2 separate regions of the Homo sapiens genome follow, and region 1 is linked to region 2. The links are chromatin loops, found by intact Hi-C in ENCODE. Cell type or tissue: heart left ventricle. All regions are shown on one strand. Each heading gives the region's core, and the rest is flanking DNA. Links, peaks and the distances in the headings are about the cores only.

Region 1 (7,468 bases), core at 1,089-6,088, 130 kb before region 2:
CCTTTTCATCACAGCCCTGAAACTTCATCTTACATCATCTCCCGACATGAGCTGACTGTATTATGCTTGAAACTGCACTAAAAGCTGCAGCACTCCCATCACTGCAGGCTTGTTTTACTGACAAGCCATGCAGATAGCATTAGTATGATAGGCTGTGGCATATACGCGTACTTTTGAGAAGAGAGGTTAAATCCTAGAGGGAACAGTGTTTGGGGAGCAAATGATTTCGCAATAGGAAGGAATCAGTTAGCCCCACCAAAGCAGAAGGACTAAACGGGTATTTAGCTCTTTAGGGACACATCCAGCTTTGTATCAAGGTCAAGGAAAAGCATGAAATCAATTAGAGTAGATATTTACAGGCGCTTAGTATTTGATGATGCTGATATTTAAAGAGAAAGGACAAGGAATTCATCTTTTGTGTGCGCCATTAATTTATAAATATTCTACATTTAAAAATAAAGTTTTTCACAGAAATGATGTCCTTTTATCATCTTTCTTTTCTGAAACATATTTCTTGTTTGATTTGTTTTCAATAATTGAACTATATTAAAGCACACCATTTAAAATGCCTCTTCATTTAACCTCAAAGTAATTAAATCAGCAATAGGCATGTATTATGAATAACTTTATCAATCAATGTCAGCATTTCAAATGTTTGAAACTGTGCAGTAATATCCAAGATAATGATCTCAGAAATACAGGGGAGGCATCGTGATTCTTAATGTGTATTATGACATTTATAAAATGTTAAGGAGAAAAAAATCAGAAAGAAAAAAAGAAAATGAGCTATTAAAGGCACGCATGTCAATTTCATGAAGTGGTTCAAAATTAGCATCTTATTCAGAATGAGTTAATTTTGTGATTATTTTATAGTCCCCAGACCAATAAACCAGACTCCATTTCAGAGATGTTCAGGTAACATTTTTCTAGTTTAAGGTTTCTCTTTGCTTAAAGTTTGCCTATGTGGAAAATAATATTTGTAACAATTACAAGTTTCATCTATTTTTACCTCACTAAGTGATAATAGCCTCAGAAGAGTTCTTGCCTTCAATGGCTTGCTTGTTTCTTCAAGACTTTTGTTATCAAGGTTTTAAATTGTTCCCTGGGATATGTGGGAATAGTTATATCACTGACGTCAAAATCTGAATTCAGTGGCAACAATTTTATTTCAAGTTTTGAAAGAAGCAAAACAGCAATTATGTTATTAAAAGCCCATTGGATATGATATGACTTTATTTTTTAAAATGACTTGTTTCTGTGGTCATTTTCCTGTTTTCTAGAAGCTCAATAGATTCTTTCTAAAATCCAGTGTGCATAAATCCTCTTCAAATTTATCAAATATATTTGAAAGTAAAAAGGTTTTTTATGTTGAACTGTTTTCAACTTTAAATACTTGCTTTAGAATGCTGTCTACCCTGTTTATTATATACAGTTACATATTGCAACAATGACATACAGTCATACATTGTGTTATTATTGTGAATTTGGAATGTCAAGGCCATTTTCAGTTTTTAAGGTGTTTTCTTGATCGCTTGCATAATAAAGTGAAACTTAGGTTTATATTGTTTCATCATCACCCTCTTTTCCTTCTATTTCTGTACTGAACATAAATCATGCATTCAAAAACCATTTTTGTTAAGTATTGTGGGAGACACAAAAGAAGTATAAATGTATATAGTATTTTCCCTCAAAGACATGCCTTCTCTAGGAAGTGAAGACATGTATACCATTTAAGAGAAAAAAAAATGGTTAGGTACCAACATGTATGACACAGCAGGAGTTACAATAGAAATTCAAAAAAAGTGAGATTCACATTCACTGAAATGTACATAGAAGGTTTCCCAGAAGTGATAGGACTTAAACTGAGTCTTAAGGGATATTGGATTAAGATGACATGAGGGGCAAGGATATTCACAAGGAAGACAAAGAAACAAAAGATCAAGATATAATGAATGGAGACTGGTTTAGATAAGTGGAAAGATTCTGATGGGCAGCAGGAAAAGATAAGGTTGGAAATAAATTGAGGTCTGATTTTGAAAGAACTCAAATACTAAAGTGGGAAGTTTGGACTTGATATTTCTTTGTCTGGGCTAGGCTTACGGTGGTAATGCGGTAGAAAAGATGAGTATAAGAAGCCTAGGAGAGGAAGCAATTTAAAATGTCTCTTCATTTAACCCCAAAGTAATTAAATCCTAGTAAGTGTTTGTTGTGTACTGCTTAGTTGGTAGAATATAATAGGGAATGAAGATTCTAAGATGCCTTCAAAGAATTGAGATTTCAAAACAGAAAGAAGTGTTTATATTAGAAATTTTACTATACCTTCTGGTTCCTTTAAAAGTAAGACTCTAGCCCCCAAACAGTGCTTAAGCCATGTAAGAGGAATGGTGAAACAAATGAACCCAATTTGTATAATTAGTTTCTGAACTGTCCTTCAATTCCACCGTGCTTTTTCTTGTCTTTGAATCATTCACTTTCTAAATCTCCTTTCTTTCTCCGGCTTCTTTTCTGCTCCACCGCTCCAATTTCTGAGACTCTAGTTAGCCACTTTTTTTCTAGATGTTGCTCCCTCTTTGACGTTCGACCTCCTTGGGCAAAGCCTAAGTCATCTTTCCTTTCTGGTTTGCACTGGGAAAAAACTGACTTAGAGAAAAATTAGGAAATTTGACAGGAAAAATAATTGGGATGGGGGGAAAGTGATCAATTTGAGTGTTATTTTATTGATTTCGTAATGATAGTGGGATTTACTATCATATACATAATCCCTGATAGACAGTTGGAAATATCAAATTCAAAGTTAAGACCTGGCACGGTGGCTCACACCTGTAATTCCAGCACTTTGAGAGGCTGAGGCGGGTGGATTACTTGAGCCCAGGAGTTTGATACCAGCCTGAGCAACATAGTGAGACTGCATCTCTATTAAAAAATTAAAAAAAAAAAAAAGAGAGAGAGAGATTAAAATTGGAAGTTAAGGTTGAAATGTAGATTTGGGGGTCTTCACCAATAGTAATAGTGCCTCCCAGAGGCACCGAGGAGTGTTCCCATCTCTTTACCCCACAATGGACATCAGAGGTAAGGAGAGATGTTTAAGATATACAGTAATATCTTTGTGTTAAATCTTATTAAATCCTTGCAACAACTTTATGAGAGTGAGATAGATTATGTTAATTTCTTGTCAGGTTTTTTTTTCTTATTTGATCAAGAACTTGATTTTTATAAAGATTTATTTACATACTTATCCAAGACTGATTTTTTCTAAGGTCCTACACACATAGACCAGTCCTTATTTTCATGACTGGTCTAATTATCCCTAAAATTGTCTGATTCTGCTGTCTTTTCTATCAGCATGCACAGTCTTGCTCTCCCAAAAAACTGTGATTAGAAAAATTGCATATGTCAAAAAGAAGGCCAGCTTGAAGAAATGTGGTCTATAACACACAGATCTTCTATTCAGCTAAAAATAAAGCAAATATGTTAGGGCAAGCATTAAAGAGAAAAAGACTCGTTATCCCTTGAGGGATATGTTTTCAAACCATTGGTTACTGTGCCTGGAAAAACAATAGACTCTGGAAAGAAATATGCCTTTTTATTCTTTATATACTAATTATCCACTAAATATACCGCACTGTATTAGAGTTCTATTTAAAAATCATTTTGTTATATACCATCAAACAAAGCTGTAAATATAAAACCCCAGAGAATGGCAGAACGTTCAGTAACTACAAGGCATTATAAGGCATGGGTGGGAAATTAGAAACGTGGAAAACTCTTTTTTTTTTTTTTTTTTTGAGATGGAGTCTTGCTCTGTCACCCAGGCCAGAGTGCAATGGCATGATCTTGGCTCACTGCAACGGCATGATCTTGGCTCACTGCAACCTCTGCCTCCCAGATTCAAGCAATTCTCCTGCCTCAGCCTCCTGAGTAGCTGGGACTATAGGTGCACACCACCACACCCAGGTAATTTATGTATTTTTAGTAGAGACGGGGTTTCTCCATGTTGGCCTAGCTGGTCTCGAACTCCTGACCTCAGGTGATCCACCCGCCTCGGCCTCCTAAAGTGCTGGGATTACAGGCATAAGCCACCACGCCTGGCATGGAAAACTCTTATTCACTCCTTTGGATCACTGAATCATAGAATTGAAAGGAATTTGGGGAAAAAAATGTAGTTTAGTCACTTTCATTTTAAAGAAGGAACAATTGCTCAGAGAGATTGTGAAAAGCTTAAAATGATATAGCTAGTAAATAGTAGAGCTCAACCTCGAATCAAGTTCTTCTGACTTCCTATTCAGTGCTCCACATTGCTTGTACCAATCATTAGGTGTTGACTAAATGAATGAACCCAAAATGATTACTGAGTTCCTACTGTGTGCTTACCAACATGGTATGTGTTGAAGAAGAAGCTAAAGGTTTTTTTTTTAAATAAGAAAAAGGATTTTTAAATTTGAAATCATTAAAATTTATGTAAAATTTAAAATTTATATAAAGTTAGTGTACAGTAGTTAGAAGCAGTTAACAAGTAGTATCAGAATAATATATGAACAAGTATTCAATGGCCAAAGGGTGTTGACTAATGAAGAGAAAAAGGTAGGTCAGAAGAACTGGATAGAGCAGAAGTAGGGAAGAATCTACTATCTGCTCCAAAGCTACTAGACACAGTTCTAAGGAGCCATTCTTTGACAAGGCCACGTGTTGCCAACAATATAACAGGAATAAAAACATATTCTATATTCACCTTCCTCACAGGGTACATATAGAAAAGTTGATGAGAGATAAAATTTGCTAAGGAATTTTAAATTCCTTCCCCCTAAAAAAAATAGCTGTATTCACCCTTGATGTATAACTATTAAAATTCCTGCCAAAGCATTAAAAAGTAGGTTAACTCTAAGATTTTAGATTTTGCTAACATATGATAAATATTATAGTCTCTTTTTTTCTGGCGAATAGCACATAACTCCAGAAAAACAAAATAGAGAAGCTTTGAGCAGAAGTCTTCATCCAGGTGGAAGCATTTAGTACCACAAATTGCTTTAAATTAATAGTTGTTACAAAGAGACTAAGATGAAAATGTATATTTAGCAAATGATTTGAGGCAACCAAATGAGAAAAAAGGAAAAATGGGCAAGTAACATTACTGTTTGGTTTTACTCATTTAAAATAAAATGATTATACTACAGATGTTAAATCCGCAAAGGTATATAACCTGTTTCAAGAAGAAATTACATCATCTGTTGAGAAATTTTAAAATACATTTTTATTGCCATTAAATCAGTTTTTAGCATAAATGCATCCTTTTTTGTCTTTACTTTTTTGATTAAAAATAAAACCACTGCTGTGTTCCCTTAGAGCCTAAAATTATGCTGACACATAGTAGGAACCTATTAAATATTTGTTTAATTTTGCTATATCAGGCTCTTTTCTCCCTCTAAATGTATTAACATTTAATTTTGATTGTTGCTTAGGCCACAAGGGCTACACAAAGAGACTAACAGCAATTTGAAAACATACTTTCAAAGTCACTGCATAAACAATACTAAAATTAGATATAGTCTTGTGGAAAAAAGCCATTTCTCTTCTTCCTGTGGAAACATTAGGGATTAAAACTTACAAGACCTTCCAGAGCCTCAGTGTGGGTCAGAACAACCAAAAGAAAGAGAAAGAGAAAGAAAGGAAATAGGGGAAAAATAGCACGTTAGCATGACACAGAGTAAGAGGATCAAATATCACTCTATATCGCTAACCCTCAGAGTAAAGTGAATAAGCCAAGCAAAAAGATTATAAATACTGTTCCTTAAGAACAGAAAACTGAAATTGAGGCTACTGCCAACTTATATTCCTTACGCACTTGGCTTAAAACATATTAGAGGAGTTTGGAGTTGGGATCACTGGCTTTGAATTCAGGTAGTCGGTAGTATGCCTTCTGGTTCTGTACTTTACTAGATGTGAGACTTTAAGGTTATTTTGACATTGGAGACAGTATCAGTAATAGCAGCTATTAATAAGCATAGCCTTTTTAGCTTCTTAAGTTACTATTAGTGTTTAGATTGTAAACATCCATGATGTTTAGTCCTAAAAGGCAATTTATTTCTGCCTAAAACTAATACTCACACCATAGGTACTATTGGCCTACCAGTAAAACCTTGTTAGAATATTTTAAAGCAAAATTTGCATCACACTAATAATATCTCCCAAGTCAGTGCAAACAAAAATCATTGCTCAAGTCTGATCAATTTCCAAAAAATAAACATAAATGAGTGCCTACTATGTGCCAAATGCTTTTCAAGGCACTGGGAATACAGCAAAAATAAGACTCCATACTTTCCCTTAAAGTAGCTAATAATTTGGTGGGAGAAAATCTGTATAAACATTTATAAAGGGGTAGTGAGGAGGTCCATTATTTTAAATTCAACATGTCATTTGGCAGAATAAAACTTAGGATCAGAAATGGGTCTAAACATCCTTGGCCCCACTTCCCATAGTACTGCTAACTACAATTGGAGATTGTAAGTAGGTTGTCATTAAAATGCAAGCCGTCTAAATTCACTAAAAACAATTACGTTTAGAAAATAGAAAAGAGTGATATTCCATATCACAATAATGAAATCAACCACCCTTTAAATTCTAAAAGTAACAGCTAACATAAAATTAGCATTTCGTTTTTTTAGAGTATACAATTTACAAGGAACTGTACTTTATATAATCTCATTTGACCCCCATAAATCCACAATAAAGCAGCCATTCTTTTGCACATTTTCTAGGTAAGGAAATTGAAGTTTCAAAAGGTAAAATGAGGAGATTGAGTGGATATGGCACACTGAGAAACAGAAACTGGTGCCCTCGGGGATCAGAAAAAGTAAGAAATGCCCAAAAGATGAGATGACAGAAAGAAGAAGGAAGGGAAGAAGGGAGGGGCAGCCCAAAGGTGCACAGGAAGGGCTCCTGAAGAGTGAGAAGAGCTTCAGGAGTGCTTCTAGTGCAGACATGGCAGAAACTTAAATATAAACGGACCATAGGGCAACCAAATGATAACAGGCTTGAGTCCCACAAGAAGCAGCCAAAAAGTTTGACCCCATCCTATTACCCCAATCATGGCTTTGGATCAGACAGCAAACAGCAGAGTTGCTTATGTTTCCTGTCTTCATTTGGTCTCCTCCACACTCTTAAGACCACCTAATCAGCTCCCAGCCCTCTCCTCAAGTCCACCAATACTGCTCTCATTAAGAGGACTATTGAACTCCAAATTGCTAAATCTATAATTAATTCTGTCTTCATCTTACCTAACCTATTAGCAGGATTGAACATGATAGCTGACACCTCTTGTTGCATATCCAAGAGACAGTTCAAACTCAACATGTTCAAACCTGAACTCCTGATCTTCTCCCAAACCTACTCTACCTGCAGCCTTCTTCATCTCAGTGGATGGCAATTTCATCCTTCCAGTTGTTCAGGCCAAAAGCCTTGAAGTTTTTTTAAA
Region 2 (7,468 bases), core at 1,212-6,211:
TACATGTACTTCTAACTGGATATGACATGCAGATTAACCTGGCCTGAGGATGATGAAACCCAACCTTACATTCAAAATAATATCAATACATTTTCAAGTCTATTTATACGTTCTAAACAGAAGTAATTCATATTACAATGGCCTCCTTATTCTGCTTTTCCACTTTTTAGTTTTTATTTTTATGGAGACAGAGCCTCGCTCTGTCACCCAGGCTGGAGTGCAGTGGCATGATCTCGGCTCACTGCAACCTCTGCCTCCCGGGTTCAAGCCATTCTCCTGCCTCAAGCCTCCTGAGTAGCTGGGATTACAGGCACCTGCCACCATGCCCTGCTAATTTTTGTATTTTCAGTAGGGACTGGGTTTTTCCATGTTGGCCAGGCTGGTCTCGAACTCCTGACCTCAGGTGATCCACCCACCTCAGCCTCCCAAAGTGCTGGGATTACAGGCGTGAGCCACCGTGCCTGACCCCCTTCCACTTTTTAAACAACAGTAATGAAACTTATTAAGTAGGGGGCTTCAATCTGGAAACTCCTTATCTGTTCTGCTGCTTCTCCTGCCAACAGTCTCCCCAGCTCCCCACCAATTTCTTAACCACAGGGCTTCTGCACATGCTATTGTCATTTCCTTTGCCTGAATGCCCTTCACTGTCCTTATTTGCCTTGTAATTGCTTAATACATTTTTAATATCTTTCCCAAGGTTGGGCGCAGTGGCTCATGCCTGTAATCCCAGCACTTTGGGAGGCCAAGGCAGTCGGATCACCTGAGTTCGGGAGTTTGAGACCAGCCTGACCAATATGGAGAAACCCAATCTGTACTAAAAATACAAAATTAGCCAGGCGTGGTGGCACATGCCTGTAATCCCAGCTACTCGGGAGGCTGAGGCAGGAGAATCGCTTGAACCTGGGAGGCGGAGGTTGCCGTGAGCTGAGATTGCGCCATTGCACTCTAGCCTGGGCAATAAGAGTGAAACTATATATATCTTTCCCGATAGCATGAAAGCTCCCTAAGACCAAACCATGTCTGTCTTGTTCACCACTGTACTCATGATGCCTTGCACAGTACCTCACACTTAGTAGGCTGCCAACAAATGTTAACTTGAATCAGACCCTTAAGACTCAGCTCAAACATCATCTTCTTTGGGAAGGTGTCCCTGAGCCTCTGACACTCCGATAGTTACCTCTTTCATGTGCTTCAAAGGCTTCCTGTTCATATCTGTTATAGTGCAGTGCAGTTCTTTAATGGTCTGTCTCTCCCAGTAGGCTCTGAAGTTCTAAAAGGCGGAAACTGTGTCATCTTCATCCTTCTTACTCATGACACTCTGTATCACCTAGTGTACTCTAAGGAGCTGAAGAAATGTCTACTGGGCAGATTACTGAACCATGTTTGCGCTTGGAGGGCCCTCAGCTATGGACCACACCTATGGCACAAACAGGAATTACGCATTGGCTAAACAGGTCATGTCTTTCTGAAGCACCCATTTTGACTCAATTTTTCAGGAGAGGAGACATTTATATAAATTGTGTTTGTGTGTGTGTGTATGTAGTGAGTTGAATTCAAAATATACACTAAACTTTAAGTAAGTAAAACGGGAACTTCAACAAAGCAAAGTTACCATGGGGCTCCTTGAGCACCCTGTTTGGGAGCATGTATTCCCTCTTCTCTGCTGTCCTTTGGTAGCTTGCCACCTTAGGAGTAGAGAAGTCACACCTCCATGATTAAAAAGAAAGTCAGCCGGGCACGGTGGCTCACGCCTGTAATCCCAGCTCTTTGGGAGGCCAAGGCAGGCGGATCACCTAAGCTCAGGAGTTTGAGAGCAGCCTGACCAACACGGAGAAACCCCATCTCTACTAAAAATGCAGAATTAGCTGGGCGTGGTGGTGGGTCCCTGTAATCCCAGCTACTTGGGAGGCTGAGGCAGGAGAATCGCTTGAACCCGGGAGGTGGAGATTGCGGTGAGCTGAGATTGCACCTTTGCACTCCAGCCTGGGCAACAAGAGGGAAACTCTGTCTCAGAATTAAAAAAAAAAGAAAGTTAATGACAATGACAAAGCTAGAATTAAAGCTGTTTTCAGATATCTGGTGTTCTTTTCATTCTACTGCCCAAGTTAGCTGTCTCCTTGCACCTATAGCATGGTCAAATGCATCCTAATGCACTCTCAATAAATATGTTCAGATACAAATTCCATTCAGCATATTAAATTTAGGCCGAAGGGGAGAAGGTCAAAAGGAGTCATAGTCTGGAGATATCTTCAGTAATAGGTGTATGGCATGTTTATAGATTTCATATTTAAATTTACTTTATAGGTAGCTTTCCTAGCATATGTGCTCCTATTCTATGATGGTGGTTCATTCAAATCCTACCCACCCCGTCTAATGTTCTCAGTGTGTACCTTTACTTTTAAAGGGCATCATTTAAAGAGGATGGAAGAAATACAGTGTGGGTACTATATTTTGTCCTGAGGACAAAATGCTAGGTATGACGCAAGGACTTAAGACTATCGTCCCAACAGTGCCCTGCTGCTGCACAAAAACACCTAGCATTTGTCTAGGGATTTTCATTTACAACAAAGCTTTGACACACATGATCTTATTCACTCCCCACAACAACTCTAAACTAGTTCGGGAACCTGAAAATAGCACTCAATTCAATTGCTAGCTGTATGTAAGTGTTTTGGTTATAGAACCTAACAATCCCCTAGGGATTAAGCGGTGGGCGCCTGCTGCTTCAACAACCCTGCAGCAAGGGAATAAAGGAACAACTGTATTTCTTCGGTCACAACGTAATCACGACAACAGAAAGCACTCACTCTTTCCACTCTGACCCACACACAGTCTGTCGAGGCAATTAATCAGCACTCCCGGTGGTTTTCCTATAGGATGCCAGTTCCCTTGCCAATCAAGTCTTTCCACAGACTGTAGCAGGACCACACCCCCGGAGAGGCCTCAGGGAGGGAAGGTGCTGTGGCCCACAGAAGTGAAAGCTGATACTCAGGTTGACCCGCCAGTGAAACTTACAGGCGGATCTTCCCGGGCCTCAGTTTCCCCATCTCTAAAATGGGCTACCCTTCCTTTCTCTTGACTAGTTCCCTCCCTGTTCTCGCTGGGCCACTAGGAAGTGAAATCAGTGCCTAACCGCAGCTGAAAGTGCTCTGTTAGGCTCCAGTCACCGCGCCGGGCATGCTCAGTAGCTGGGGCCGGCTCGGCTGCGGGAGTAGGAAGCAGCTTTGCGCGCCCGGGCGGCCGATGCGGGCACTTTGAAGAATCACGTGTGTTGAGGCCCTCTTAAAGAGATAGGCACCTACTTTTCCCTCCACCCTAAACACCGCCCTGAGGGCGGCGGCGACCGTGGTAATTGCAACTGCTCAGGGGCAGGGCTTGCCCCAGCGCCGAGTAGTGGCAACGGCGTGGTTGCGTCGGGGGTGCCTGGGAGCCTGGAGTCCCGGGGGCCTGAAATCGGCAGCTTCCCGGGCAGACACTCTCTCCCTCAGGAAGAGGTGCCGCCGAGTCAGCGCGGGGCAGTGTGAGCGCCCCGAGGTGCTTTCTCAGTTGAGGAGAGGTGGGGTTACAGGGCACAGGTGACAGGGCCGGAGAAAGATGGAGCAGCCCGGGGCGGCGGCGTCGGGAGCGGGAGGCGGCAGCGAGGAACCCGGTGGGGGCCGGAGCAACAAGCGGAGCGCGGGGAACCGGGCCGCCAATGAAGAGGAAACGAAAAACAAACCCAAATTGGTGAGTGCTCCCGCAGCCCCCGCCGGCCTTAGGGACAGGGAGAGCCCCGGGATCCTCCTGCCATTGAACACGGGGGCACCCGGGGCCCCCTCCCAAGGATGACCGCGACCTCGCTGTGCAACTCGGGGAGCCGCTAAAGGAGTGGCCACGCCGAGGCGCGGAGACGGCGTGGGGGCGGAAGAGCACCCCCTTCTCTACTTAACCCCTTTCTCACTCTTGTCAGCCCGGGAGGCGGTGCGGGAAGGAGAAAGGCCCAGCCCCAACTTGGGGACACCCCGAGTACTGGGTAGGGCTGTTGTTTGTCTAACTTGTGGGCGCAAACCTTTGCGCGATTCCATTCTCCTCCCACTTCTTGTTAGTTGCTGTTTTGCCTCCTAACGCGTAGGGTCCGGGGCAGGGGAACCTCCCTCCTTTTTATTCCAAGTCCTTGGGAGCCCACCTACAGCTTCGCAAATCAAGAAGAACACTATTTATGCTCCCAGTCTTTCTACTTTACCAGAAATCTCAGGAAGAGGCGCCTACGTGCCTTTTTCCTCCTCCTTGCCTCTCTCCATGTGCTCTCCCAAGAAATGTTTCTTTGGAAGGGTGGGGGCGCGTGGGAGTTTGAGGCTGGGTGAGGTACCACCAACTGTCGAGTGTGTGTAATAGGCATAGTCATACAGTACTTCCACTTAGTTGATTAAGAACGCTCAAAAGCAGTAGGCACAAACTGTGCAAATCTCACCGTGCTGATAGTGTGAACCGATGGTAGCAGTCCATTTCCTGCCACTGAATGTGCAGAGGAATGAAATCGATGAGGCCTGGTATTGCATTGGGAAATACTGGAGTTTCCTCAGCTCATCAGAAGGGTTCCGCTTTTTGTAAACTTTCTAATTTGGGTGGTGTGAGGGGAAAGGGTTTTCCTGTACAAATTCAGCAGATACTCCTTAGAGCTGTATTCTTAGTCCAGATCCGAAGCACAAGCCACATGTTGAATGTATAGATTTCAGCTTTAACTACCAACTTGATTATAATAGACAAGGAGAGGGTGACATATAAATAAAGCCGTTTCTTATGGCATCTGGCCATTTGGTTTGGATCCAGTACAAAACTGTGGTTTAATCAGTGATTAAAAATTTAAGTAAAAAGTTAACTGATAGTTTCCACAAATGGTTTGGTACGTCTAGCAAGAATCTGCCACTTTTAAGAAGTATGCTTTCGAGAAAAAAAAAAACACTTATCTCTGTTAGTAGTAACACCTTGATTATATTCTTCTCTTCCCTTTAGCCATTTGTCCTGATTCATCTTTTATGTTTTACTTGCTTTGACAAGGTAACTAGATAGTTATGAGATCGTATCATTTTCAGTTCCTAGCTAACTTCACTGTTCCGGTTCCTAGCTAACTTCACTGTTCCGTGTTGAACATAGCTTGATACGGTAGAACAAGATTTGAATCCAAGAGTTTGTTAATATTAACATGAATTTTCTTTTTTTGCTCAAACATAACTTTTGAGCCTTACGTGATTTTACAAGCAGATGTGTCAGAGTTAACAAAAACAAATTTAGGAAGACATTGTGGCACATTTTAAGGCAAGCAAGTTGACCAAACAGTAAGATTTAGTAAGCTTTTCAGGAAAGAATTCATCTGGGATTCTTAGAAGTTTGCTAGTAAGATACAACTTTACTTAGATGAAATTTTTTTATTTTGAGTATTATGTTAATAATCTCTGAACTAGTCCTTAATTTGTGTGTGTATATGAGTGTAAAGGAGTTGTGGTATGGGATTATAAAAGAGAGCCATATGGTGATAGAAATTATTTGTGTAGGTGATCTTGGGGCATAGGGGTTCTTAAACTCCTGAAATTGTATGAAAATATTTGAGTGTATATGGGTACATTTATTTTTCTGGGCCCCATGGCTTTCATCAGTTTTTCAAAGGCATCCATTACCTATAGAAGAGTAAGAACTATGGCATTACAAAAGATAGAAAGTAAAGGAAAGAATAGTTGATTCCACTCTAAGTTACTGAGTAGGGAAGAAGGGGAAATGGCATTGACCACACAGGTGATTGATATTGAAACGAATTCTTCTAGTGGTAAAAAAGAAGTTAACTACTCAATGTCTACATAGATTAAAATTTCCGCTACAGAGGAAAATTAATTCAGTCGCTCCAGTATAATGGATTCATAAGGTATAAGGCTTGTGTAGTTTGGTTGTTTTCATTTAGTTCCTCAGAATTCTGGAAAAATGGAAATGGAACACATATTTTCTTTTCTTTTTTTTTTTTTGGGACGAAGTCTCGCTCTGTTGCCATGGCTGGAGTCCAGTGGCGCGATCTTGGCTCACTGCAACCTCTGCCTCCCGGGTTCAAGTGATTCTCCTGCCTCAGCCTCCTGAGTAGCTGGGATTACAGGCACGTGCCACCACACCCAGCTAATTTTTGTATTTTTAGTAGAGACGGGATTTCACCATGTTGGTCAGCCTGGAAAGCAGATTTTCTATAGAGAGGAACTGCTTTCATTTATATCCTCAACTTTTTAATGAGTATTAGTGAGAAATTTTTCAGAGTGGCATTTCAACACTATAATGATTTCTATTTAAGATTACTTAAATAAAAATTTAATGGAATTCACTTCAGTTTTTTTCATATAAGCATCCTCATAATGACCCTTTTGTTTTGATTCTTTTAAAATAAGGCATTCCTGTCTTGGACTCATCACATTTTGAATAATGCATTAGTAGTAGAGTTTTGGATTTTATGTAACTATTTTGGTTAGGCCCAGATTGCAACATGTCATCAAACAGCATGAATCTTAGATTAATTTGTAATTTGATGTCAACCATGGAATGCATTTTGTTAAATTGAGTAGAAGAGAAAGCTCTATAAATGTTGTGAAGGAACTACATCTTGAATCCTACTTATTTAAGGCAGTGACTTAACCATTAAGAGAGGCCAATGTTGATGCAGAACACCGCACCCCACACCACACGGTAGTGTAGAGTGACCTAACAGTATTTGATGTTTTTGCATTTTTGACTTTGTGTTCCTGCATAATTTCTGAAGCCTTTGGTTCTTCAAACAGTAAAGTCAAATTAGTTAATTTTTCTGGTTATTATGTAACTTCCTATTTGGTTATTTGTTTACAACTGGATAAATTATGTTTTTATTTATTTATTTATTTTGAGACGGAGTCTCGCTCTGTTGCCCAGGCTGGAGTGCAGTGGTGTGATCTCGGCCCACTGCAACCTCTGCCTCCTGGGTGCAAGCGATTCTCCTGCCTCAGCCTCCCTAGCAGCTGGGATTACAGGTGTGCACCACCAGGCCCAGCTAATCTTTTTTGTATTTTTGTAGAGACGGGGTTTCACCATATTGGCCAGGCTGGTCTTGAATTCTTGACCTCAAGTGATCCACCCACCTCCACCTCCCAAAGTGCTAGGATTACAGGCTTGAGCCACTGCACCCAGTCTTGATTTTTAATGATAAGGTATGAGCAACAATGATTTCATTTATGCAATACAGGTTTACTGAGTACCTACTGTGTGCTAGGCATAATTCTAAGGGTTGGTGATACAAAGATACTTGTAGTCTACTGAGACAGACAGGGAAGTTAATTAATGCTTAAAATGCAATGTGAGCCAGACGTGGTAGCTTGTGCCTATAATCCCAGCTACACAGGCTGCTAAGGCAGGAGGATTTCTTGAGCTCAGGAGTTTGAAGCTGCAGTGAGCTGTGACTATACCACTGTATTACAGCCTTGGCGAC

Evidence for each region. Peaks named below come from ENCODE experiments on the same cell type or tissue, not always from the same donor. Only the 100,000 strongest peaks of a DNase experiment are listed, where the experiment ranks them.
Region 1: a loop joins it to region 2, with 2.3 times the contacts of the local background. A loop is called at or near these places in 6 of 110 quality-filtered maps.

What each region holds. Positions count from the first base shown.
Region 1 is chrX:96,551,451-96,558,918 of GRCh38, forward strand. No RefSeq gene overlaps it. Among named protein-coding and RNA genes, the nearest start is that of DIAPH2, 130 kb to the right of the region's middle. In heart left ventricle, for the core only: no CTCF peak of the experiment used is centred there; no DNase peak of the experiment used is centred there; H3K4me3 peaks cover 687 bases; H3K27ac peaks cover 346 bases.
Region 2 is chrX:96,681,465-96,688,932 of GRCh38, forward strand. It overlaps DIAPH2 (diaphanous related formin 2), which reads left to right and starts at 3,378. Exons shown (of 27, transcript NM_006729.5): 1 at 3,378-3,726. The coding sequence starts at 3,595. RefSeq lists enhancers at 3,166-3,881, 3,882-4,595. In heart left ventricle, for the core only: CTCF peaks have their summits at 3,346 and 3,556; DNase peaks (open chromatin) are centred at 3,257 and 3,667; H3K4me3 peaks cover 2,876 bases; H3K27ac peaks cover 1,611 bases.